Regions from separate parts of the Homo sapiens genome. Here region 1 is linked to region 2. A link is a loop called in an ENCODE intact Hi-C map of the cell type or tissue named here. Cell type or tissue: PC-3. All regions are shown on one strand. Links, peaks and the distances in the headings refer to the core of each region. The heading gives the core; the rest is flanking DNA.

Region 1 (12,262 bases), core at 2,488-10,487, 67 kb before region 2:
ACTCTGCCCCAATTTTTGGCACAGGATTTGGGTTTTGATATCTGACAACTGGCTTCTTTTTTGCTATCCAAAGCCCCAAGTCCCCGGTCCAAAAGGCGAAGTTTTTCTACTCCCCTTTTCACCATCTTAAGGGCAGCAATCTACAGCTCCAGGCTTTGAACTGGGGCTCCATTCCCACCACATTACCTCAAGTAAGCTCCAAATGTTACCTCCTGTTCCCACCGTGGAACCTCAGTCCCACCCGAAACCTTGAGGATTGCCAGTCTCTGCTGTCCTGCTGTGACCTGGAACTCTACTTCCCATCCTGAGGATTTATCTTTCCTTCTTTTGAGTATTTGTTTTGAGTAGTTGTTTTTTTGTTGTTGTTCTTTCCTCTTTGTGTTTGAAGAAGGAGAAAAGCCCAGGTCCACTTGGTCTGCGTGGTGATTGGAAGCTCTTCTTCCCCTCCAGTCACCTGGGTTCACCTGGTTCTGTTTGTCTGTGTGGTTTTTTTGTTTTGTTTTGTTTTTGTTTTGAGATGGAGACTCACTCTCAGGCTGGAATGCAGTGGCACAATCTCAGCTCACTGCAACTTCTGCCTCCCAGGTTCAAGCAATTCTCCTGTCTCAGCCTTCTGAGTATCTGGGATTACAGGCACGCGCCACCACGCCCAGCTATTTTTTGTATTTTTAGTAAAGACGGGGTTTCACCATGTTGGCCAGGCTGGTCTCAAACTCCTGACCTCAAGTGATCCACCCACCTCAGCCTCCCAAAGTGCTGGGATTACAGGTGTGAGCCACCGTGCCTGGCCTGTTTGTTTGTGTTTTTTGAGACAGGATCTATCTCTGTTGCCCAGGCTAGAGTGCAGTGGCGCCATCTCAGCTCACTGCAGCTTTAATCTCCCAGGCTCAAGCGATCCTCTTGCCTCAGCCCCCTGAGTAGCTGGGACCACAGGCATGTGCCACCACACCCGGCTTAATTTCATTTTATTTGTTGTAGAGACAAAAGTCTTACTATGTTGCCCAGCCTGGTCTTGAACTCCTGGCCTCAAGCTATCTTCCCACCTGGGCCTCACATAAGTGCTGGGATTACAGCGTGAGCCACTGTGCCTGGTCTTACTTGGTGGAACAAAAACACAAACATCATTCGAAGAGCCCTTATAGAGAGGAGACCAGAGGGAAGGGCAAGGCCAGAAAGAGAGAGGGAGACTGAACAATGATGAAAGAATGGGGCTGCGGGGCCTCAGGGGCAGTTTCTACAGGGATGAATTTGGAGAGACCAGCTTTGGGATCAGAGAAGGGCTTACTTACATTAACAGCCCAGGGGATGGGAGAGTGTGTGATCTGAGAGGCAGCTTTGAAGAGTAGACGCTGTGTGCCTATCTCTAGTTACCTCTCTCTCTCTTTTTTTTTTTTTTTTTTTTTGAGATGGAGTCTCGCTCTGTCACCCAGGCTGGAGTGCAGTGGCACAATCTCAGCTTACTGCAACCTCCACCTCCTGGGTTCAAGGGATTCTCCTGCCTCAGTCTCCTAGGCAGCTGGGATTACAGGTGCACGCCACCATGCCCCACTGATTTTTGTATTTTTAGTACAGACGGGGTTTCACCGTGTTGGCCAGGCTGGTCTCGAACTCCTGACCTCAAGTGATCTGCCTGCCTTGGCCTCCCAAAGTGTTGGGATTACGGGCATGAGCCACCACGCACGGCTATCTCTTTTCAGCTGTCACATGACCTCATGGGAATCACAACTGTGGTTGCCATAGGTCAGCACCTGGGAGTCACCTGCCCCCGGCAGGGGTCCGGCCTGCAGGCCATGTGGGCCCCCACGGGCAGTGCACTGAGCCCCACAGCTCTAGATGTCAGGACAGAAAGAGGACGCTGGAGGGGGAGCTTCGCAGAGAGCCACTGGCAGTTGGGAGAAGCCATCAATCTCTGGTAAAATGGAAGCCTGCCTGCTTCCGGTCGCCAATCAACCAGAGGAGACAGAAGAGGCGGCTGTCACCAAGCTGCCACCGCTCCGGAATCACGGCTGAGTAATTGCTCGGTGCTTCAAGTCCTGGACTGGGGGCTCTCCAAGCAATATTTCATGTGTGAGATATTGAGCCCTCATCGAGAAGAAGAAATATGGTTGTTAAACAGGCAGCTAATGGTGCACCATCTATCTGATGGCAAGTCGGGGAGGCTCATTAAGCTGGCCAGCTCAGCCTCTGAAGGGGAATGCAAAATTAGCCAGAGGAGGGAATAAGTTAGGAAATCAAAGGGGAAGGGCCAGGCGCAGTGGCTCACGCCTGTAATCCCAGCACTTTGGGAGGCTGAGGCGGGCGGATCACTTGAGGTCAGGAATTCGAGACCAGCCTGGCCAACATGGTGAAACTCTGTCTCTACTAAAGGTACAAAAATTAGCCTGGAGTGGGAGCGTGTGCCTGTAATCCCAGCTACTGGGGAGGCTGAGGCAGGAGAATTGCTTGAATCTGGGAAGCGATTGCAGATCGCTGGTTGCAGTGAGCTCATACGCACCAATGTACTCCAGCTTGGACAACAGAGCAAGACTCCATCTCAAAAAAAATAAAAATAAAAAAATATATAAATAAGCAAACAAATAAATAAATAAAGGGGAAGGGGCAGAGAATGCTGATCGTACAAATTGGTGTGGTTCCAAAACACTGAAGGGAAGGAATTGCAAGTTTGCTTTCTTCCCTGCTCCTCAGAGGGAGTATTTTGACTCTGCAGCACGGACTTCTGAGAGGAATCTCCAGTAAGTGCATCTGAGACCCCTCCACAAATTTAGCAACTTCCATTGTTAAATTCTCGCCTTACAACCATCCCCGAACCCAGAAAGCTACTCTGCAAAAACCTGCACAATCAACCCAGCCTCTGGATAATCAGAAAATCAAGAACAACCTCACCTTCATCAGGGAAAAGCTAGGAAACTACCTGCCCTGGGAAATCTATATGTAAATTCAGATTTGCAGCCTTCCCTAGCACGGTGGCGTTTCTGATCTCCAGCCAGACGCCAAGCTAAGATGACACAGAGCCAGCAGCAGATTGCAGTTCAGAGCTGAGGGGTTTCTGTTGGGGTCGGGTGAGGGGAAGGGGTGTCCAGGCTGCTTCTGAAAGTCATAGAAAGTCAAATGGTCTCTACATTGTCCTAGGGAGCCCAAACCTACAGCTCATATTCTAGTTCTTAAAATTGTAATTTGCAGTTGAAAAAAAAATAAAAGGAGGCTGCTGGTGGGGGAAATCGATCATTTTGAAATATTATAAAGCAAACTTTCTCTTTTTTTATTTCACACAGGGTCATGCTCTGTCGCCCAGGCTGGAGTGCAGTGGTGCGATCACGGCTCACTGCAGCCTCAACCTCCCTGGCTCAAGTGATGCTCCCACCTCAGCCTTCCGAGTAGCTGGGACCACAGGTGCACACCACCACACCCAGCTAATATTTTTTACTTTTTTGTAGAGATGGGGCCTCACCATGTTTCCCAGGCTGGTCTCAAATTCCTGGGCTCAAGGGATCCTCCCACCTCGGCCTCCCAAAGTGCTGGGATTATCAGGCAAGAGCCACCACGCCCAGCCAAAGCAACCTTTTTTTTTTTTTTTTGAGACAGAGTCTCGCCCTGTCCCCCAGGCTGGAGTGCACTGGCGCGATCTCGGCTCACTGCAAGCTCCACCTCCTGGGTTCACGCCATTCTCCTGCCTCAGCCTCCTGAGTAGCTGGAACAACAGGCGCCCGCCACCACACCTGGCTAATTTTTTGTATTTTTAGTAGAGACGGGGTTTCACCGTGTTAGCCAGGATGGTCTCGATCTCCTGACCTCGTGATCCTCCTGCCTGGGCCTCCCAAAGTGCTGGGATTACAGGCGAGAGCCACTGCATCCAGCCCTTTTTTTTTTTTTTTTTTTGAGACAGCGTCATGCTCTGTCGCCCAGGCTGGAGTGCAGTGGCACAATCATGGCTCACTGCAACCTCCGCCTCCCGGGTCAAGCAAATCTCCTGCCTCAGCCTACCAAGTAGCTGGGATTACAGGCATGCACCACCATGCCAGGCTAATTTTTGTATTATTAGTAGAGATGGGGTTTCACCATGTTGGCCAGGCTGGTCTCGAACTCCTGACCTCAGGTGATCTGCCCGCCTCAGCCTCCCAAAGTGCTGGGATTACAGGCGTGGGCCACCACAGTTGGCCTTATGGTACTTTAAGGTAGCCTGTCAAACTGAAATAACCAAAAGGATCAAAATCCAGTTTAAAAGAGTTGATTTAAGCGAAAAGCTGAGAATAGCCGTTCAGGTACACAGACTCCACAGGAATAGGGTCAGTGCTCTGAAGTTAAAAGTTAAGGTCTTAGCTGGGCACAGTGGCTCACGACTGTAATCCCAGCACTTTGGGAGGCCCTGGCAGATGGATCCTTTGAGCCCAGGAGTTTGAGACCAGCCTGGGCAAGATGATGGGATCCCCATCTCTAAAAAAAAGTTAAAAAATTAGCCGGGTGTGGTGGTGCACACCTGTGGTCCCAGCTAGTAGGGAGGCTGAGGTGAGAGATCACTTAAGGCCAGGCAGTCAAGGCTGCAGTGAGCTGTGATTGTGCCACTGCACTCCAGCCTGGGCAACAGAGCAAGACTCTGTCTCAAAAAAAAAAAAAAAAGTTAAAGTCTTGCTTGTATAGTCAGAAAACAAAGAAATTTAGTAGGAATATAGCACTTTGTATAGTCTAGTTTATGAGTTACGATTTATTTTTATTTTATTTATTTATTTATTTATTTATTTATTTTTGAGATGGAGTTTCGCTCTTGTTGCCCAAGCTGGAGTGCAATGGTACGATCTCAACTCACTGCAACCTCCACCTCCTGGGTTCAAGTAATTCTCCTGCCTCAGCCTCCTGAGTAGCTGGGACTACAGGCGCCCACCACCACACCCGGCTAATTCTTTGTATTTTTAGTAGAGACGGGGTTTCACCATGTTAGCCAGGACGGTCTTGAACTCCTGACCTCGTGATCCGCCCACCTCGGCCTCCCAAAGTGCTGGGATTACAGGTGTGAGCCACCGCACCTGGCTTAGTTACAACAATTTAATCAGTCACAATGTATTTTCTGTACAACTTGTTTTTATTTCCTTTCCAATTTAAGAGTCTATTTAATGTTCTTAGACAATGTGATAGTCATGAAGTCTTTGCATAAGAAAGGAAAGGGGGAAGTTAATCTATGATGAAGACCAACAGTGAAGAGGGAAGGGGTCTTCCCTGCCACACTTTAGTCACAACATTTTCAAAACAATGTAGGTGAGGAAAAATGCTCATCTATAATCAGAGAAACAAAGGTTATAGCTGCCTGTTTATGTGACTCATGTCCTATAATCACAATCCCTTAGGGCTCAAAATATTTTAAAATTTCAACAGCTTAGATTTTTTTTTTCCTCGCTCTGTCACCCAGGCTGGAGTACAGTGGTGCAATCTCAACTCACTGCAGCCTCTGTCTCCTGGGTTCAAGCAATTCTTCTGCCTCAGCCTCCCTAGTAGCTGGGATTACAGGTGCCCGCCACCACACCCAGCTAATTTTTGCATTTTTAATAGAGACAGGGTTTCACCTCTTACTTGTTGACTCCATACGTGGGTGGCAAGAGAGAGTGAGCTGGTGCCATATGTTGCTATTGCAATTTCAGTGAAAATGTATTACTATTGGCTGGGCTCAGTGGCTCACACCAGTAACCTCAGCACTTCGGGAGGCTGAGGCAGGCGGATCACTTGAGGCCAGGAGTTTGAGACCAGCTTGGCCAACATGGCGAAACCCTGTCTCTACTAAAAATATAAAAATCAGCTGGGCGTGTTGGCGGGCGCCTGTAAGCCCAGCTACTAGGGAGGCTGAGGCGGGAGAATTGCTTGAACCTGGGAGACAGAGGCTGCGGTGAGTTGAGATTGTACCACTGTACTCCAGCCTAGGCAACAAAGAGCAAAACTCCATCTCAAAAACAAAAAATTAGCTGGGCGTGGTGGCACGCACCTGTAGTCCCAGCTACTTGGGAGGTTGAGGCATGGGAATTGCTTGAACCGAGGAAGCAGAGGTTGCAGTGAGCCGAGATTGCACCTCTGCACTCCGGCCTGGGTGTCAGAGTGAGACCCGGTCTCAAAAAAGAAAGAAAGAGGAGCGGGGAGGGGAGAGAGGGGAGGGTTAAAATTAAGTAAAACTAAAAATTCAGTTGCTTAGTTGCACTAGCCACATTTTAAGTGCTCGGCGGTCACGTGCAGCTAGTGGCTACATATTAGACACACACACACACACACACACACACAAAGAGAGAGACAGCCAAGTGAAAGGCCTTTCATAAAGTAGACTCGAAGTCACACAGCATCATTTCAACCTCATTCGGTTCGTCAGACAGTCACCAGCCCAACCAGGTTGAAGGGGAGGGGAAATAGACACCAGCTCCTGAAGGAAAAGCATGCAGACATGGAAATATTGCTGGGGCCATTTTTGGAAACCAGCCACCCCTCCTCTGTGCATCTCCCGACCCTACACCCCACTCTCTTGCACCCATATTCCTGGCCTGGGATGAATCCTCAGCTGAACACGTTACAGGGGCCAGCACTTGGCAGCTTGCCTGGAAAGGGCCTGCCGTCAGTGGGGTGCTGGGCACCAGGGCTGAGGACCGTTGTATTGTATGATTCACTCACTAGGTTTACTGTCTATTTTCTCCCACTAGGATGTCGGCTTCTCAAAAGAGATTATTAATCTCTTTGGTCACTGCTCTGTCTCCAGGGCCTCGAATAGGGCGAGATACATCGTAAGCATTTGATAAATATTTGCCGAATGAATGAATGAACCCAAGTCAGGCGTCCCCCACCTGGGAGGTCTCCGGGAGAGTGATGGCATGGTGACTCATTACGTTCCCGTCTTTGTTCTTCCGCAGCCAACCAGGCCAGGGCACAGTTTGGGATAGGATAAAGCCTAAGCTCCTTGTGTAACTGAACTATGGACCCTGGGGGTGGCGAGAATGCTGCTGCGGGTGGAGGGTCAGCCTGGGTGCAATTCTGGAAGCAAAGGACATACAGTGTGGGTGGTCTCCTTAGTAATGGGATCTGCTCCCCAGGAAGCACCGAGGCCAGGGCTGCCCCAGGGTTCTGTGCCAGCCTCAGGGAACAGCCTGAGGCCAAACCCAGTGTGCCGATGAGGGTGGGGGGCACTGCTCCTTCTAATAATGTCAGGCAGGGATCCATCTGAGCAATACTTCACACCCCTTCTGCCATCACTGATCTAGCCCATCTCTGATAACTGATACTGGGTTTTGGAGGGGGTGGGGTGTGGACGGCGGTCACCCCCAAAAGACCTATAAAGATCCTCATCACTGCATCGTAAGGGAGGCAATATGGAGGAAACCCCGCCCCGCAGGTCCAGAGCCCTGTTCCCCTCTCCTTCTCCCGGGGTTCGGTCTACACTTGTAGGACATGCTCCTTGGGATCGCTGTGGCCCATGGATAGAGGGTTAGGTTTCTTGTTGGGGAGGGTTCTTGTGTTTTTTTGTTTTGCTTTGTTTTGTTTGAGACAGGATCTCGCTGCATTGGCCAGCCTGGAATGCAGTGGCAGGACCATGGCTCACTGCAGCCTCTACCTCCCAGGCTCAAAATATCCTCCCGCTTCAGCCTCCCAAGTAGCCAGGACCACAGGTGCATGCCACCATGCCTGGCCAAATCTTATATTTTCTGTAGAGATGGGGGTCTCAGGGTTTTGCTATGTTGCCCAGGCTGGTCTCAAACTCCTGGACTCAAGGGATCTTCCCATCTCTGCCTCCCAAAGCGCTGGGATTACAGGCATGAGCCACCATGCCTGCCCTTGTTTTATCTTGTTTTGTTTTGTTGGGTATATTTTTTCCTTTCCAACATTTATTTTAGGGTCAGGAGGTACATGTGCAGTTTACTTCCATGAGTAAATTGCATGTCTCTGGGGTACGGATAGGTCGTTTGTCTGTCTTTCTTTCTTTCTTTTCTTTCTTTTCTTTCTTTTCTTTCTTTTCTTTCTTTCTTTCTTTCTTTCTTTCTTTCTTTCTTTCTTTCTTTCTTTCTTTCTGATGGAATCTCACTCTATTCCCCCAGCTGGAGTGCAATGGCACGATCTCAGCTCACTACAGTCTCCACCTCCCTGGTTCAAGTGATTCTCCTGCCTCAGCCTCCCGAGTAGCTGGGACTACAGGTGCATGCCACCATGCCCGGCTAATTTTTGTATTTTTAGTAGAGACGGGGTTTCACTATGTTGGCCAGGCTGGTCTCGAACTCCTGACCTCGTGATCCACCTGCCTCGGCCTCCCAAGTGCTGGGATTACAGGCATGAGCCACTGTGCCCAGCCGATAGGTCATTTTTCAATCCTCGCCGTCTTCCCACCCGCCACCCTCAAATAGACCCTGGTGTCTGTTGGTCTCTTCTTTGTGTCCAGGTGTACTCAATGTTTAGCTCCCACTTATAAGTGAGAACATGGTTTTCTGTTCCTGCATTCGTTCACTTAGGATTCAGTGCTTTTTTTTTTTTTTTTTTTTGAGACGGAGTCTCACTCTGTCTCCCAGGCTGGAGTGCAGTGGTGAGATCTCAGCTCACTGCAAGCTCTGCCTCCCGGGTTCACGCCATTCTCCTGCCTCAGCCTCCCGAGTAGCTGCGACTACAGGTGCCTGCCACAACGCCCGCCATCGCACCCAGCTAACTTTTTGTATTTTTAGTAGACACGGGGTTTCACCGTGTTAGCCAGGATGGTCTCGATCTCCTGACCTTGTGATCCGCCCACCTCGGCTTCCCAAAGTGCTGGGATTACAGGTGTGAGCCACCTCGCCCAGCTGGATTAAGTGCTTTTTAACTTTATTATTTATTTATTTATTTATTTACTTACTTATTATTATTATTATTTTGAGACAGATCTCACTCTGTCACCCAGGTTGGGAGTGCAGTGGCCCAATCTTGGCTCACTGCAATCTTTGCCTCCCAGGTTCAAGCAATTCTCCTGCCTCAGCCTCCCAAGTAGCTGGGATTACAGGTGCCCTCCACCATACCCAGCTAATTTTTTTTGTATTTTTACTAGAGACGGGGTTTCACCATGTTGGCCAGGCTGGTTTCGAACTCCTGACCTCAAGTGATCCTCCCACCTCGGCCTCCCAAAGTGCTAGGATTGTAGGTGTGAGCCACTGCACCTGGCCTAGATTAAGTATTTTTAAATTTGCAGATTATATAACAGATTATATAACTGCCTGGCCTTGGGCAGGTCACGAAACCTCAGTGTCCATCTACCTCCCCATCTGTGAAGCAGAGATCATGACAGCATCTGTGGTGAATTCTGGAAACTCTATGGTCAGAGGGTACAGGTTCCACAAGGCAGCCCCCACTTCAGACCCCAGCCACAACAATGAGGGTCCCAGGACCACCCTCACTTTAGACCAGCTTGCTATGAATTTGGGGGCCCGCACAACCACCGTCTCATTTGATAATTTTCTAGAATGACCTACAGAACTCAGGAGAGTGCTATACTTAACAATTATAGTTACCGCAAAAGGTTACAAATTAATGGCCTGGCGCAATAGCTCACACCTGTAATCCCAGCACTTTGGGAGGCTGAGGCAGCCGGATCACAAGGTCAGGAGTTCAAGACCAGTCTGGCCAACATGGTGAAACCCCACCTCTCCTAAAAATACAAAAATTAGCCAGGCACGGTGGCGCACGCCTATAATCCCAGCTATTGAGGAGGCTGAGGCAGGAGAATTGCTTGAACCCAGGAGGTGGAGGTTGCAATGAGCCGAGATCAAACTACTGCACTCCAGCCCAGGTGATAGAGCAAGACTCTGTCTCAGAATATATAAATAAATAAATAAATAAATAAATAAGTTACAAATTAGGACCAGCCATGGGACAAGATGCACAGGCCAAAGTCTGATGGGATCTAAACGCGGAGCCTCTGGCCATCTTCTCCCCAGGGAACCCTGGGCGGTCTTCCCACCTCCTGGCCCTAATGCCTGACAACATTCAAGAGTGCTTCCTGCCAGGGAAGCTCACCTGAGGCTTTGGGGTCCAGAGCTTTTCCTGGGGCTCCATCACACGCTAACCATGTGACTCACCTATCCTCTTCAGTCCCTCTGGAGGTCGGCACTGATACGGGATGTCCTGAGGCCCCCATCATAAACCGCATTGCTGGACCCTCCAGGGGCCAAAGCCCTTGGGCAACAAAGACACTCCTGTCAGGAGGGACATGGTGTGGCCTAGAGATCACCCTCCTCCGCGGTAACCAGGTCAGAGGCCAGGCATTCTTTGGGTCAGTTACCTCTCCTGCACGCAGTGTCTAGCTCCTAGGGCTGTGAGGGTTCTGCGAGCTAATCCCTCAAAGTGTTTGTTGCAGTGAATGCTTGATACATGTGAGTTGCCATCATATCACAGCACTGTATTTAGAAAGGGCACTGTCTCAGGCTGTTAGAGCAGGGCTGAGTTTTGGCTGGAGAGATGATGCTATAGATACCAGGGACCCTGCCCTGTCAGGTGCAGGATTTACAGCAGGATGAAGGAGAACCGCCCCGGTCTCTTGAGCCCCCTCACCCTCTCCCAGAACCCTAGAAGGGAGAGTTTCCAAGAGCACAGCGTTCCCAGCCAGTGGACCCTCAGAAAATAGAAGTTGACCGAGAGTCTAAGATGGGCTTGAGCAAGGCAGTTTATCAGGGCTTTCAGCTGGAGCAGCAAGGGGGACAGTACAGGAAGAGACCTGCAGCTGGCTCCCCAAAGCTGGTCGGACTGTTGATTTATTTTCCTTCCGGCCTCCTCCAGATGACATCATTGCATGTTTAGGGTGGTCTGTCCATCATGACTGCACAGTCTCTGTCACGCTTCTTCACGCGACGCATGTCTCATTAGCATCTCAACTTTCCATCCGGGGTATGATGTTTACCATTAAAATGAAGCAAAGGTACAGTTAGGGCGGGCTAGGACCTTGCTGGGGATGTGCATTTGGGGATTGTGGAGAGTCCCTACTGTTAACAGCCACGACATTTGTGGTTTAAGCACTCTGTGTGTTTTAGATTTACTTGGCCTATTTTTGTGAAAGGAAGCGTTTGTGGTTACAGGGCTGCATGGCTGAGTATGGCTGCAGTCAGCATGGTGTGTAAGGAAAACAGGGACCCTTCCCCCGTCCCTGTTCTGCTTTCCCCAGCTGTCTCAAAAAGGGCACTTACAGCGGGGCGCCAAGCGAGGGGAACAGGCAGCTAAGGCTGAAGACCCAAACTCCCGACGGCTCACAAGCAGGGGTTTTGTTTGTTTGTTTGTTTGTTTTGAGACCGAGTTTTGCTCTTGTCGCCCAGGCTGGAGTGCAGTGGAATGATCTCGGCTCACTGCAACCTCCGCCTCCTGGGTTCGAGCGATTCTCCTGCCTCAGCCTCCCGAGTAGCTGGGGTTACAGGCACCTGCCACCACGCCTGGCTAATTTTGTATTTTTTAGTAGAGACGGGGTTTCACCATGTTGGCCAGGTGGGTCTTGAACCCCTGACCTCAAGTGATCTGCCCACCTTAGCCTCCCAAAGTGCCAGGATTACAGGCGTGAGCACAGGCAAGGGTTTTTAAAGGCAGGGATGCATTTCAGGAAAGCGAGGGGTGCATTGCAGGTAAAGTTGTAAACCCATACATGGAGGCTGTACCTCAGTGTGGCCATGGGCATGATTCTCCAGGCCTCTCAGGATGAAATTCTGAACAAAGAACGGCAGTCAGAGTGCCGCCCTCGGTTCCCCACATCTGAGGTCTATAGGATAGAGGCTGGCAGTGGGGGTTTCTGAAAAACAACTCGAGAACATATGTGAAGATGTTATCTTTAGTTTCTGTAGGAACCAAAACACCTTGTTCCTCTGGCTTGCTTGGGAGGCTCCTGTTGCTCTCATCTTGTTTGTTGCTATCTTCCTGCTTATCCGGCTGCTCATTTATTCTCCAAGGCTAGCTAGTGCCTGGAATTTCTCCTGAAGGAACTCAAGACTTTTCCTTTATTTCCATGCTGTGGTTGGGGGGTGGGTGCGGGCAGGCCCCTAGGCGGGTCCCCGCTCTGTCTCTGCATCAGGAGAACTCATGGGACCCCCTGCAGAGAGCCTTGAAATGTGTCTCCTGCAGCAGAGAAATGCAAAGCATGGACACCTGGCCCAGCCTGGAAATGCGTGAGTGAGGGGGCCAGGGGTCTGCCTCCCCCAGAAACATCTCCATGGTGAGGAAATGGCTGTGGCCATTCGGGTGGTGGAGCGGGAGCCCTACAGGCCCAGGTTTGTGTGTCAGGGCAAGGAGATGGGAGTGTTCCTTGCAGACCAGA
Region 2 (12,262 bases), core at 2,612-10,611:
TAGGCCGGTGCTTTGCTAGGATCCAGCATTACAAGGTCACACAACCTCTCCCTGCAGCAGGGCCATCAGCGCCCCACCCTCCGTCACCGGTGACTCCACCTCAAGGCTGTCTCTGGCCTGCCGAGCCCATCTGTGTGCAGGCCAAAAGTGTCAGGAACTGGCATCCCAGGCACCACCCTCAGCCACAGATGGATGGGAAGAGGAGGATACCTACCCTAGCCTCTTTCTCCTCGGGCAGGACAGCTCTGGGATGTGACCTACCCCATCTTGCAGAGGCCCCCGTGGTGATGAGCTCCAGGTGCCACCTGCTGATACACACCCTGCCTCACCTGGCACCTCCGTGCCTGCTTCCTGGGGTTGCCTCCCAAATAAGCTACTGCTAAAATCCCTGTTTTCATGTTACTTCCTGGAGGAATCCAATCTCAGACAGTCCCTAACTTTGAGAAACCTGCCATGTTGGCCAGGCTGCTCTCAAACTCCTGGCCTCAAGTGAGCTGCCCGCCTCGGCCTCCCAAAGTGCTGGATTACAGGCGGGAGCCACCATTCCCGGCCTGGAGCAATTATTTTTGCTCAGCCTATCATCTGAGCTATAGCAAGAAGGGGATCCAGGAGAACCATAGTGAGAGGAGGCTCTCTCGTTCACCAGGTCTGAGCCTCCCCAGAATGAAGGAACCAGCCAAGCACAAGGCACGATCAAAAGCCACAAACATGTCCACTGCGGAGATGAGCATCAGGCACAAGCCCCTCCTCACTCTCACCCAGCCCACACATGTGCACCTACACACACCAGCACCCACGTTCGCTGGAGACCCAGGGTGTTCTGCCCCCTTGCTACTCGAAGCGTTGCCCCGCATTAACAGACGCTCTGTATGCACATTATATTTTGAAATGTGCTGTGTAAAGGCTGCAAAGCCACACCTGCAGCAGTTTCAAGAACCTCCACACATCCATCGTGAAAACATTCAGTTAGCACCTGGCCCTCAAAAGTGCTCCATAAACAATTTGAGATCCAGGGCTGCCATGTAAGGTTGTGCAGGTTGCTCACTGCACAAAGGCATTCCCCACACATCACACCTGAGTAGATGAATGGGATCCCCCATTCCATTCTCCAATCCACATGCCCTGGCTCAGGGCTGTGTCTGACCAGGGGAGGGATGGACACCTTTGCCAACCCAGGCCTGCAAGTCTGAACTCACCCAGAGGGGGGCACCGTTTTCTAATCAGAGTGAAGACCAGCAGTGTGGACTAGTGGGGGGTCTCAACTGTATGTGGCTGCTCTCACCTGAGTTCTCATAATGGCCTTGATGGCTGCTTCAAACTCCTCTGAGTTGTTGTAGTCGACTGTCCACACGTGGGGCTTGCCGATGAAGTTCTCCGCGTAGGGATGCTGGGAGAACACCTGGCAAGGGTACAGAGATTGCAGATGCCCCCCGTGCCTGCCAGTGGGACAGGGACAAAGAAAGGTACCCCATACACTTGTCCTATCTCCTTTTGCCCCACATCTCAGTCTGCCTCTTCCAGGACCTGCAGGGGTCTCTGTCCCGGCCCCTCCTGATCGGGGACCAGGATGCTTTCCACTCACCTCTCTGGAGGTGGGCTTGCCTCGGAAGAACTCGTGGTTGAGGGAGCTGTGGGGCGGGCTGAAGCGGGACTGCAGGAAGATGCAACCATTGGCGATGGCCTCCAGGGGGGCGGGGCCCTCGTAGGGGAAGCCAAACCCGATGAAGAGCTGCAGAGTCAAGGGGCGCAGTGATCAGGGAGGGCTGGGCCGCCACAGCCCAGTAAGCACCAGGATGCCGGGGACAAGGTGAGGCTTCGGGATATTCACAGGAGGCAGCTGGGCCTGGAGCGATTATTTTTGCTCAGCCTGTTATGTGAGCTATAACAGGGCTGGAAAAGCCAGCCCAGAACATCTTGTGCCACGGGCAAGCACTTCCCCTCTCTGGGCCTCAGTTTCCCCATTTGTGAAATAAGGGGGTCTAATTAGGTATTATCAATGGTCTCTTCTTGCTCTATCAGGCTATGATTTATGATTGTGGAGGGAGGAAGAAAAGAACAAGGGTTTCAGGCCAAGAAAGCTGCAGGCCCGCACCTGCAAGAGACCTCCAGGAACCTCACTCACTCATCCCAAAAACATTTATTCAGCATCTAACTTGTGTGAGGCTATTTACAACAGCAAAGACATGGAACCAACGGAGGTGCCCATTAACGGTGGCTTGGATAAAGAAAGTATGGTACATAGACACCATAAGATACTACGCAGACATAAAAAAAAACAAAATCATGTCCTTTTCAGCAATATGGATACAGCAGGAGGCCAATATCCTAAGTGAATTAAAGCTGGAACAGAAACCAAATACCGCATATTCTCACTTATAAGTGGGAGCTGAACATTGGGTACTTATGGGCATAAAGATGGCAACAACAGACACCTGGGGACTCCCAGAGTGGGGAGGAGGAAGGGGGTAAAGACGGAAGAATTAACTACTGGGTACTATCCTCACTACCTGGGTGACAAGATCCTTCATATCACAAACCTCAGCATTATGCAATATACCCAGGTACCAAGCCTGCATATGTACCCCTTAAACCTAAAATAAAAGTTGAAAAAAAATTTTGAGACGGAGTCTTGCTCTGTCACCAGGCTGGAGTGCGGTGGCACCATCTCATCTCACTGCAACCTCTGCCTCCCGGGTTCAAGCAATTCCCCTGTCTCACCCTCCTGAGTAGCCAGGACTACAGGCGCCCGCCACCACACCCAGCTGATTTTTTGTTTGTTTGTTTGTTTGTATTTTAGTAGAGACAGGGTTTCACCATGTTGGCCAGGATGGTCTCGATATCCTAACCTCGTGATCCGCCCACCTCGGCCTCCCAAAGTGTTGGGATTACAGGTGTGAGCCACCGCACCTGGCCAAAATTATTATTTTTTAAGTAACTTGTGCTAGGAGTGCACAGGGCTGGCCTCAAAGGCACTTAATAAATGATTCTGAATCCAGGGCTGTTCTGTGAGGTTGTTCAGGTTATTCACTGCATGCAAGCATCTCCACTGCCCCCAACACACACACACACACACACACACACACACACACACACACACACACCCCCAAGATGCCTTGGGAAACAAGCTATGGTGAGATCAAGAGAGGGCCTGGGGCCAGGTGCAGTGGCTCACATCTGTAATCCCAGCACTTTGAGAGGCCGAGGTGGTAGGATCGCTTAAGCCCAGGAGATTGACACCAGCCTGGGCAATGTAGGAAGACACCATCTCTACAAAAAATTTAAAAATTAGCCAGGTGTGGTGGTGTATGCCAATAGTCCCAGCTACTCGGGAGGTGGAGGTGAGGGGACTGTGTGAGCCTAGGAATATAAGGTTGCAGTGGGCCCTGATTGCACCACTGCACTCCAGCGTGGGTGACAGAGCAAGACCCTGTCTCATAAAAAAGAGGGTGAGGGGGTGCCTAGAAGCTGGCTGGAGACTCTCCAGCCTCAGCTGATACTCCAGGGTCCAGTCAGGGTTTTGCCCACTGTGTCAACTGCTGCTCCAGCAGTACAGCTCAGGGACCCCTGAAGCAGTCACTCAGGACTAGTGGCTCAATGGCACTCTAGCCAGGACCCTTCTCTCCACCCACCCAACCACCCCCCAGCTCAGTGTCTCCAAAAGCTAGGCCTGACCCAGGAGTCCATTTGGCTGGACTGGTACTGCAAGGGGGAGGATGGGCAGTCCAACTCTACTTCCCCATCACTGAGCCACGGCTCTGCTGCTCTGCTGGCCCTGCCCAGGTCCCTTTCTCTATAGGACCTCTCCTGCCTGGTGGGCACCCACATCTCTGCCCCTGGGCTCTGGCCAGATGTGGGGCTCAGGGCAGCAGAGCATGCTGGGGTATGTCCATATGTGGAAGGGGCCTGAGTGGTGGTGGCAGGCATGGGTGGTGACCTCAGTGTCTGCAGCCGGCAAGTGTGAGAATGGTGCGGGGGATGGGAGCTCACTTTGGCCTTGCGCAGCAGCTGCTGAAACTCAGGCTGCGGTAAGAGGCCGTGGTTCTTCACAAAGGCTGGCACCTCGGGGGGCCGCTGGCTCTCGTAGTACACGGTGCCATGGATCTCCATGTATTTGTTCAGGATGCCCAGGAACTTCTCCTTCCCCTGGAAAAAGAAGAGGAGGAGATGGGAACCACATGCAAACCACAGAAGGCAAAGTCCATGGAGGAGATCCCTTTGGTCTGGAAGTCAGAAGATGTGGACCCAGTCTCAGGTTGGCCATTAACTGGCTGTGGGACACTGGGAAAGGCCCCGCCCCTCTCTGGCCCTGAAAACCTATGAATGGCAGAGATTGGACTAGAGCAGAGGCTTCAGGATTACTTTTAGCCATGAAACTGTTTTCTTTCCAAAGGAACCCTATGGGGACCAACATTTAAATGGATTCACGTGGTGCCACTTGGCATCTGCTGAACCCCTAATGACCTCTAAGCTCCTCTGAGGAGCTGTGGAGCTCTCTGTAGTCCATTCATCCATCTCTCTCTCTCACCCATCCCATCCATCCTATCCATCCATCTACCCACCATCCATCCATGCACCCACCATCCATCCATGCACCCACCATCCATGCATCCATCCATCCATCCATTTGTCCACCTGCCCATAACTCTATGCGTCCACCCACCCATCCATCCATTCACCCATCCATCCCTCTCAAACATCCACCCATCCACTCATCCACCCACCCATTCATCCATCCATCCCTCTCACACATCCCTCCACTCACCCATCCACCCATCGACTCATCCATCTATCCATCCATCCTCTCATTCATCCATCTTATCTGCCCATCCCTTCTTTCACTGAAGGAGGGGGACCTCTGATGGAAGCTCCATATTTGGAATTAGAACTCAGAGGAATTCCACCCTAGAGAAAAGGATGAAACAGAGCTAGACCAGTCCTTGCAGGGGCTGAATCCATTTTGTCTTAATCACCATATTGATCAAGGTGATCCGAGATTGCTAGGGCCCCCAGCTATAAGCCAAGAGTAAAAGTAAATTCTCTCTGGAGTAAAATAGAGTCATCCTTGATCTTAAATTATCTCTACAATTTTTCATATTCATTTTCCAGAACTCAAAAAAAAAAAAAAACATTGAAATCCCAATCAAACTCCCAGTACTTTTTTGTAGAAATTGATAAGCTGATTCTAAAACTCATTTGGAAATGCAAAGAACCTAGAATAGACAAAACAACTTTGAAAAAGAACACAGTTAGCAGGCTTATATTACCGATGTCAAGACTTCTTATAAAGCTACAGTAATCCAGATAGTGTGGTATTGGCATCAAGATAGACAAACAGATCAATGGAACAGAATACAGACTCCAGAAATAGACCCACACACAGTGTGGTCAACTGATTTTCGACAAAGGTGCAAAACATTTCAGTGGAGGAAGGATGGTTTCATCAGTAAATGGTCATGAAACATGATATCTACACGCAAAAACGTAAAAGAACTTTTTACTTATTATATGTAAAAGTTCATGCAAAATGGATCACAGACTTAAATGCAAAACCTAAAACTATAAAACTTATACAAAAAAACAGGAAAGAAATCTTTGTAACCTTGGGTTAGACAAAGATTTCTTAAATACAACACCAAAAGCACAATCCCTAAAAGAAAACACTGGACTTCATTAAAATTAAGAACTTTTCTCTTTGAAAGACATTGTTTTGTTTGTTTGTTTTTGGGACAGAGTCTCCCTCTGTCGCCCAGGCTGGAGTGCAGTGGTGCGATCTCGACTCACTGCAACCTCCGCCTCCCAGGTTCAAACAATTCTCCTGCCTCAGCCTCCTGAGTAGCTGGGACTACGGGCGCACGCCACCACACGTGGCTAATCTTTTGTATTTTTAGTAGAGATGGGATTTCACCTTGTTAGTCAAGCTGATCTCAATCTCCTGACCTCGGGATCCACCCCGCCATGGCCTCCCAAAGTTCTGAGATTACAGGCGTGAGCCACCGTTCCCGGCTGAAAGACACTGTTAAGAGAAAGACAAGGCCAGGCGCAGTGGCTCATGCCTGTAACCCAGCACTTTGAGAGGCTGAGGCGGGAGGATCGCTTGAGCCCAGGAGTTTGCGACCCGAATGGGCAACATAATGAGACCCCGTCTCTCTGTCTCTATCTACATATATATATATATAATGTATATAATATATAGTATATATAATTATATAATATATAATATATATAATGTATATATAATTATATAATATATAATATATATAATGTATATAATATATATAGTATATATAATGTATATAATATATAGTATATATAATTATATAATATATATAATATATATATGTTTAAAAAGAGAGAGACAAGCCACAGACTAGAAGAAAATATTTATAAAGCATATATTTGATACGAGACTTGGATCCAGGATATATAAAGAACTCTAACAACTCCATAGTAAGAAAATAAACAACCTAATATTTTCAATGGGCAAAAGTTTTTAAAAAGACACATCACCAAAAAAAAAAAAAAAAAGATATATGGAAGACAAATAAACACACAAAAATATCTTCATCATTAGTCATTAGGAAAATGCTAGTTTAAACCACAAGAAGACACCATTCCATGCCTGTTAGAACGGCTGAAATTTACAAGACTGACCATCCCAAGCATTGATGAATTTGTTCAAGAATTGAAAGCCTCGTAATAACTTTTAAAAAAAGTTAAACACACTTCTACAGTATTAACCAGCCATTATATTCTTGGGCATTTACCCAGGAGAAATGAAAGCATATGTTTCTACAAAAAATTGTACACGAACCAAAAAGGCTAGTCAAGACTCCCTGAGTTGGCTTCACAATTTATCCATGGGTTGCCACCTACGGATTGAAAAGTTCCACCCAAGCTCACCCAGATGACTGTCTGAGGGCCTGGAATGTTTCCTCCAGGGATGAGGGTGGGTTTGCCCCGGGCCTGAACCAGCTGCCTTTGCCTCCTTCCTGCTTCATTCCCTTGATCCTTCACCCCTCGCTTCCTGGGACTACACTCTACTAAAATAGCACCTAAGCCTTAGCCTCAGGCTCCACTTTCTGGGGAATGCAGAATAAGACAGACCCGCTTAGCACAAAGTTCACCCAACGCCTTGCCCTGGGTCCCCAGCTCCTGCTCCCTGGAAGGATGATAAATGACCTGACCTTCCATCTCCCCTCCTTCCTCCTCTGCTTCTCGGCCACCTGATCCCCTGTACTCTGGAAGGCATCTCTCCCAAGATGCTGCTTTCATTTTTCTCTCCATCCAGCCACCTCTGACTTCCTTTGGTTACAAACACCAGGGCAAAGATGTCTTTTTTTGGAAGCAGTTTCTTTGAGGTCTCTAGCTGAACAGGATTGCCTCGGGCTATCACAGAAGTTCCAGCGCTAGAGATAAAACGTTTCTCTTTCCAGACTTCATAACCTCTCATTCTCTTGGGCCAGTTTCTTAACAGCATTTTCTGATAAAAGTAGACCCTGTGTGTTCCACGACCCTCCGACTCTGCCCTCTTCTCCAGCACCCAGTGCCCACAGCTTCCCGGGCTTCCCTGCAGCTGTGGCAATCGGCATGGGGAGCCTCATCTCCCAGCTCCCCGCTCCACACCCCACAGTGACCTCTGACATCTCAGCAGAGGTCTTGGACCTTGATTCCTGCTTTCAAGCCTTCTCTCTGCCATTCTCCAAGGCTTCATAATGCTGAACAGGCTGTGGGGTCAGGGCCAAGCACCCCTGGCTCTGGACTTAGATTGATGTAGGCTGGAACATCAGCTCGGCGCTTACTAGCTATGGGTCACCTTCTAACCCACTGTGCCCTGGTGTCCTCATTTATAGAGTGGGCAGGATCACATGCAGCACCTACCTCATTGTGTGAAGGTTAAATAAGAGATGCACGTGAGCCCTTAGCACAATGCCTGGCACATAGCAAGCTCTCAGTGAACAGTAGCGTCTTGGGTGGACACAACCCAGATGGTGAGATCCCCCTGAGTCCTCCTTCTCTCCTCCTTCCTCAGTCATAGAACCCAGAACAGGGCTGGGCACATTGAGCTGAGCTGCCTGGAAATAATGCCACCCAGCATCCCCTGGAAGTGGGCATGGCCCTGTGGCCAAGATGGAGCTGATGAGCAGTGTGGGAAACGTGGTGTCCCGCTCTGCTCCTTCCTTCTCCTTGTTGGCTGGGATGCAGATATAATGACTCTAATACCTGTAGCCATCTTGAACCATGAGGCAAGGCCAAGGTGGAAACTAAACACGATGGGTCAAGGTAAGAAGACCCCGGGGAACGCCACACCAGCCCTCCCGACCTCTGAAATTTGCAAGCAGGAAAGAAAATATACTTCCATCTTGTTTAAATCACGATTATTTTGGGGTTTCCCTGCGACAGCCAGATCTAATCCTAACCAGTACAGCTGGGAGAGTGATTAAATCCAATAATCATGTAACAGGCCTGATGTAGGATACAGGGGCTTCCCCTGATCAGTAGCTTCGTTATTAACCTTGACCTCATGCCACCTGCTTGATGTAATAACCCATCCAACGCTGGTCCCTCTCATGCCCAAGGGCTGCCCTGTGGCCATGCCAAGCAGGACCTTGACCTCCCAGGACTTGCCTCCCTGTGACAGAGGAACCAGGAAAGACGGCTCCTAGGACCCTGCTGTCCCCATCACCCTCTTCCCCACCTTGGTCCATCCACAGGAGCCACAAGCCCCAGAGAGCCTGAGTCAGGAGAACATCACAAGGAGAGACCCCTGGAGTGGCTGCTGGAGAGGGGAAGGGAGCAGAGGGTAGAGGGGGCAGGCGGCAAGCGGTTTCCATACCTGGAGCTGCCTCGTGGCCAGGGGGAGCACAAGGAACAGAGAGAGAGACAGCAGGTTAGTGATGATTCGCAGACAACACCCCATGCAGGCAGCTCCTCTCTGGGGCCCCCAACCCTGAAGATGGGGTTCTAATCTCTAAGCCTCTCCTGCTTCTCTCTGCCTCTAATCTCACAGAACTCCCAAGTCTAGCCTGACCACCCCCCCATCCACCGAAGACGCCCTTGCTGGGCTTACATTGTCTATTGATCTGTTTCTTGGAAGGGTGGAAGATTTAGTCACAGTCCTCAATTAAGGAATCATTTATTACGAGAGTCCGGGAGACAAGCTGTCAGCTCCTAGGCTGGGTGTCTTTAAATAGCAGTTAGGAACTTTTTGTCCTGAACTGGTTCATGGGAGACATTTCCAGCATGCAGGGCTGGGGCGGGAGGAGGGCACCGCATCCTGGAAGGAGGAGATGCGGGACCCAGGCGGGGGCCTGTGCCGAGCAGGCTGGTGCTTCCCGCGCGCAGGGGCCGCGCTCACCTTCCAGATGCTCGCCTCCTTGCCGTACACCACGGCCATGTTGCTGGCCTTGCCGCCTTTGATGAGCCGCTTCTCCGTCTCGTTGAGCTCCTCGGACACGAAGCCCATGAAGGAGTTGTCGGGGGTATGAGCTGCAGCCCGAGCACGCAGAAGGAATGGGGTCACCAAACAACCAAGGGCAGCCCCAGGCCTCCCTGGACTGCCCCGCCCAAGAGGTCCTCTTTTGGCAGGGGTGGGAAAGGGGGCGGGGCACAGGGTGCGGTGGGGAGGGTGTAATCAGTGCCCCGGCCTGTGACCCCCTTCCCGGAGACTGCTACAAAGATCAGAGCTGAAGGAAACCTAGGCCTGGCATGGTGACTCACGCCTATAATCCCAACACTCTGGGAGGCAGAGGCAGGAGGATCCCTTGAGCCCAGGAGTTTGAGACCACCCTGGGCAACATAGTGAGACCCTGTCTCTATTTAAAAATTTAAAAATCAGCCAGGCATGGTGGCACGCGCCTATAGTCCCAGACACTCGAGAGGCTGAGGTGGGAGAATCGCTTGAGCCCACTAGTTCAAGGCTGCAGTGAGCTGAGCTATGATCGCACTGCTGCACTCCAGCCCAGGCAACAGAGCAAGACCCTGTGTAAGAAGAAGAAAGAAGGAGAAGACAAAGAAGACGAAGACAAAGACGAAGAAGGGGGGGGGGAGGAGGAGGAGGAGGAGGAAAAAAGGAGGAGGAGAAAGAGGAGGAGGAGGAACAGGAGGAGGAGGAAGAAGAAAGAAGGAAGAAGCACCACCAGCAGTAGCAGCAGCAGCCTAAGAGGTCATCAAGTCCCCCTGTTTGAGGCTGAGGCCCCCGGGTGACCAGTAGGGACTCTGCCCTCCTCACAGTCCCTGGAGCCCCAAGCTTCTGACCCATCTTTTCGCCCTCCACCTGCGCCCATAGGCAGCATCTGTCATCCCAGGTAGAACTTTCTCCACCTTCTCCGTGACTGCACCCCGGCCTAGGCCATATCAGCTCTCAATGGGACCACCCTGACAGCCGCCTCCTCATTCCTGTGGCTCTCTTGGTAGAGTCTTTTCTCTGAAATGACAGTTTTGAATCTAGGCCATATCAGGTTCCTCCTCCGCACAAAACCCCATATGCCAAAGTCCGCCCGACAATCACCAGGCTCTGCCTCCATTTCTCTCCCACCGCACCTTTGACCATCCAGCCCACCCAGAGCCCTGCTGGACACAACCCCTCTCCATACAGAACTGTGCTCATGGGCCTGTGAGAGGTCTCTCCTGACCCCAGTCACTCATTGTCCCCTAACAGCTTTATTTTTCATCACAGCACTTACCGACCAGACATTAGACTATACATTTATTTGTTCATGTATCATTGTCAGGATAGGCCAGGTGTGGTGGCTCATGCCTGTCATCCCAGCACTTTGGTAGGCCAAGGCAGGTGGATCACCTGAAGTCAGGAGTTCAAGACCAGCCTGGCCAACGTGGCAAAACCCCATCTCTACTAAAAATACAAACATTAACCGGGTGTGGTGGCGCACACCTGTTATCCCAGCTACTCAGGAGACTGAGGCATGAGAATCACTTGAACTTGGGAGGCGGAGGTTTCAGTGAGCTGAGATCACGCCACTACACTCCAGCCTGGGCAACAGAGCAAGACTCCATCTCCAAAAACAATAATAATAATTGTTAAAATAAAAGCACCTTGTGGACAATGGTTCTGTTTTGTTCACTTCTGTGCCACCAGCACCTGAAACAGAGCCTGGGCTGGCTTTATGAATGCTGGACAAAGATGGATGAGACAGGGGAAAAGCCTCCCATTCCCACCTCCAAGCGTTGCCCCTGCTGCTGTCCCCTCGGCCTGCACTGCCCTCCTCCCTTGTCTCGGATGAGGAAATTCTACTCAGCCTTCGGGGCCCCTCTCACACGACACCTCCTCCTGGAAGCCTTCTCTTGGGTGGACTGTGCCTCCCTTTGTGGCCCCATCTGCGGCAGTTAGGTCTCTGTTACAGCAGGGATTGCCCCGGGATTTCCTCGCCATTTGACTTATTTGTCCATAAGGACACACACCCTCCTACACACCAAGGCCAGGGAACATGTTTGATCTCACGCTCCAATTCCATGGCCGTGTGTGGAGTGCAGTGACTGCTAAAGCTCTGTCCGCCACGGAGGGGTTAAGAGGAACATGAGACCTACGAATCTGCAGGCACACGAGCCCTGCCTTCTGCGCACTGGGATCCCGAATAAACCGTTTATTGAGTCCAAGGATATTTAATCTACCTTCCCGCACGGAAGGGGCTATGGTGAGTGAGGAGGCTGGGAGCAGCTGCCCAGCCTTGATTTCCCACAACAGCCTTGATTCTAAATACCCTATTTCTTCATTTCGAATGCACATCCCCCACATTTTAACGTTTCTCCAATTGGGATGCATGCTTTCATCAAATGTGTAAATCTACTGTAGTATTCCCACCCACCCCTCAAGGCCCACAAGACGTAATAATCAACATCTGGTACAGCTTAGAAGAGATGATGCTTTCCTGTGTAAGTGCCCCCAAAGCTCACAGATTCTTGGGCCTGAAAATTCAACTACAGAACCAAACGATCTCTCCTCTAGAGCTTTGGGAGGGTCAGGAGGAGCCCTGGAAGCCTGGAGTTCTTTCTGTGGGTGGTCAGGGTCAGGACAGCTCTCCCATCTCAGGAGGCTCTGTCCATGCCAGGCAAAGCAGCCCCTGCCCGACCCTGTTTACCTGTCCGGCACCATCTTCCCCTCCCCTCTGGCTTCTCCAAGACTGCCACCCAGCCCTCTCCCCTGTTCCCACCACTCTCTGAAGCTGAAGAATCTTTCACTAAACTGCCTTCATTCCACCAACTCCACCAGAAGAGGCAGATTTAGAACACAATTAGCTAAGCCAGT

What was found. Hi-C counts contacts between places; a loop is a spot of excess contacts. Peaks named below come from ENCODE experiments on the same cell type or tissue, not always from the same donor. Only the 100,000 strongest peaks of a DNase experiment are listed, where the experiment ranks them.
Region 1: a loop joins it to region 2, with 11 times the contacts of the local background. A loop is called at or near these places in 2 of 110 quality-filtered maps.

What each region holds. Positions count from the first base shown.
Region 1 is chr17:76,996,962-77,009,223 of GRCh38, reverse strand. No RefSeq gene overlaps it. Among named protein-coding and RNA genes, the nearest start is that of SNHG20, 86 kb to the left of the region's middle. RefSeq lists enhancers at 1,721-1,900, 10,738-10,817, 10,773-11,313. In PC-3, for the core only: no CTCF peak of the experiment used is centred there; DNase peaks (open chromatin) are centred at 6,383 and 6,783; H3K27ac peaks cover 1,241 bases.
Region 2 is chr17:76,929,869-76,942,130 of GRCh38, reverse strand. It overlaps MGAT5B (alpha-1,6-mannosylglycoprotein 6-beta-N-acetylglucosaminyltransferase B), which reads right to left. Exons shown (of 18, transcript NM_001199172.2): 11 at 9,356-9,486; 12 at 8,834-8,839; 13 at 3,988-4,143; 14 at 1,583-1,729; 15 at 1,283-1,399. Among named protein-coding and RNA genes, the nearest start is that of MGAT5B, 68 kb to the right of the region's middle. RefSeq lists enhancers at 1,041-1,599, 3,907-4,449. In PC-3, for the core only: no CTCF peak of the experiment used is centred there; a DNase peak (open chromatin) is centred at 6,610.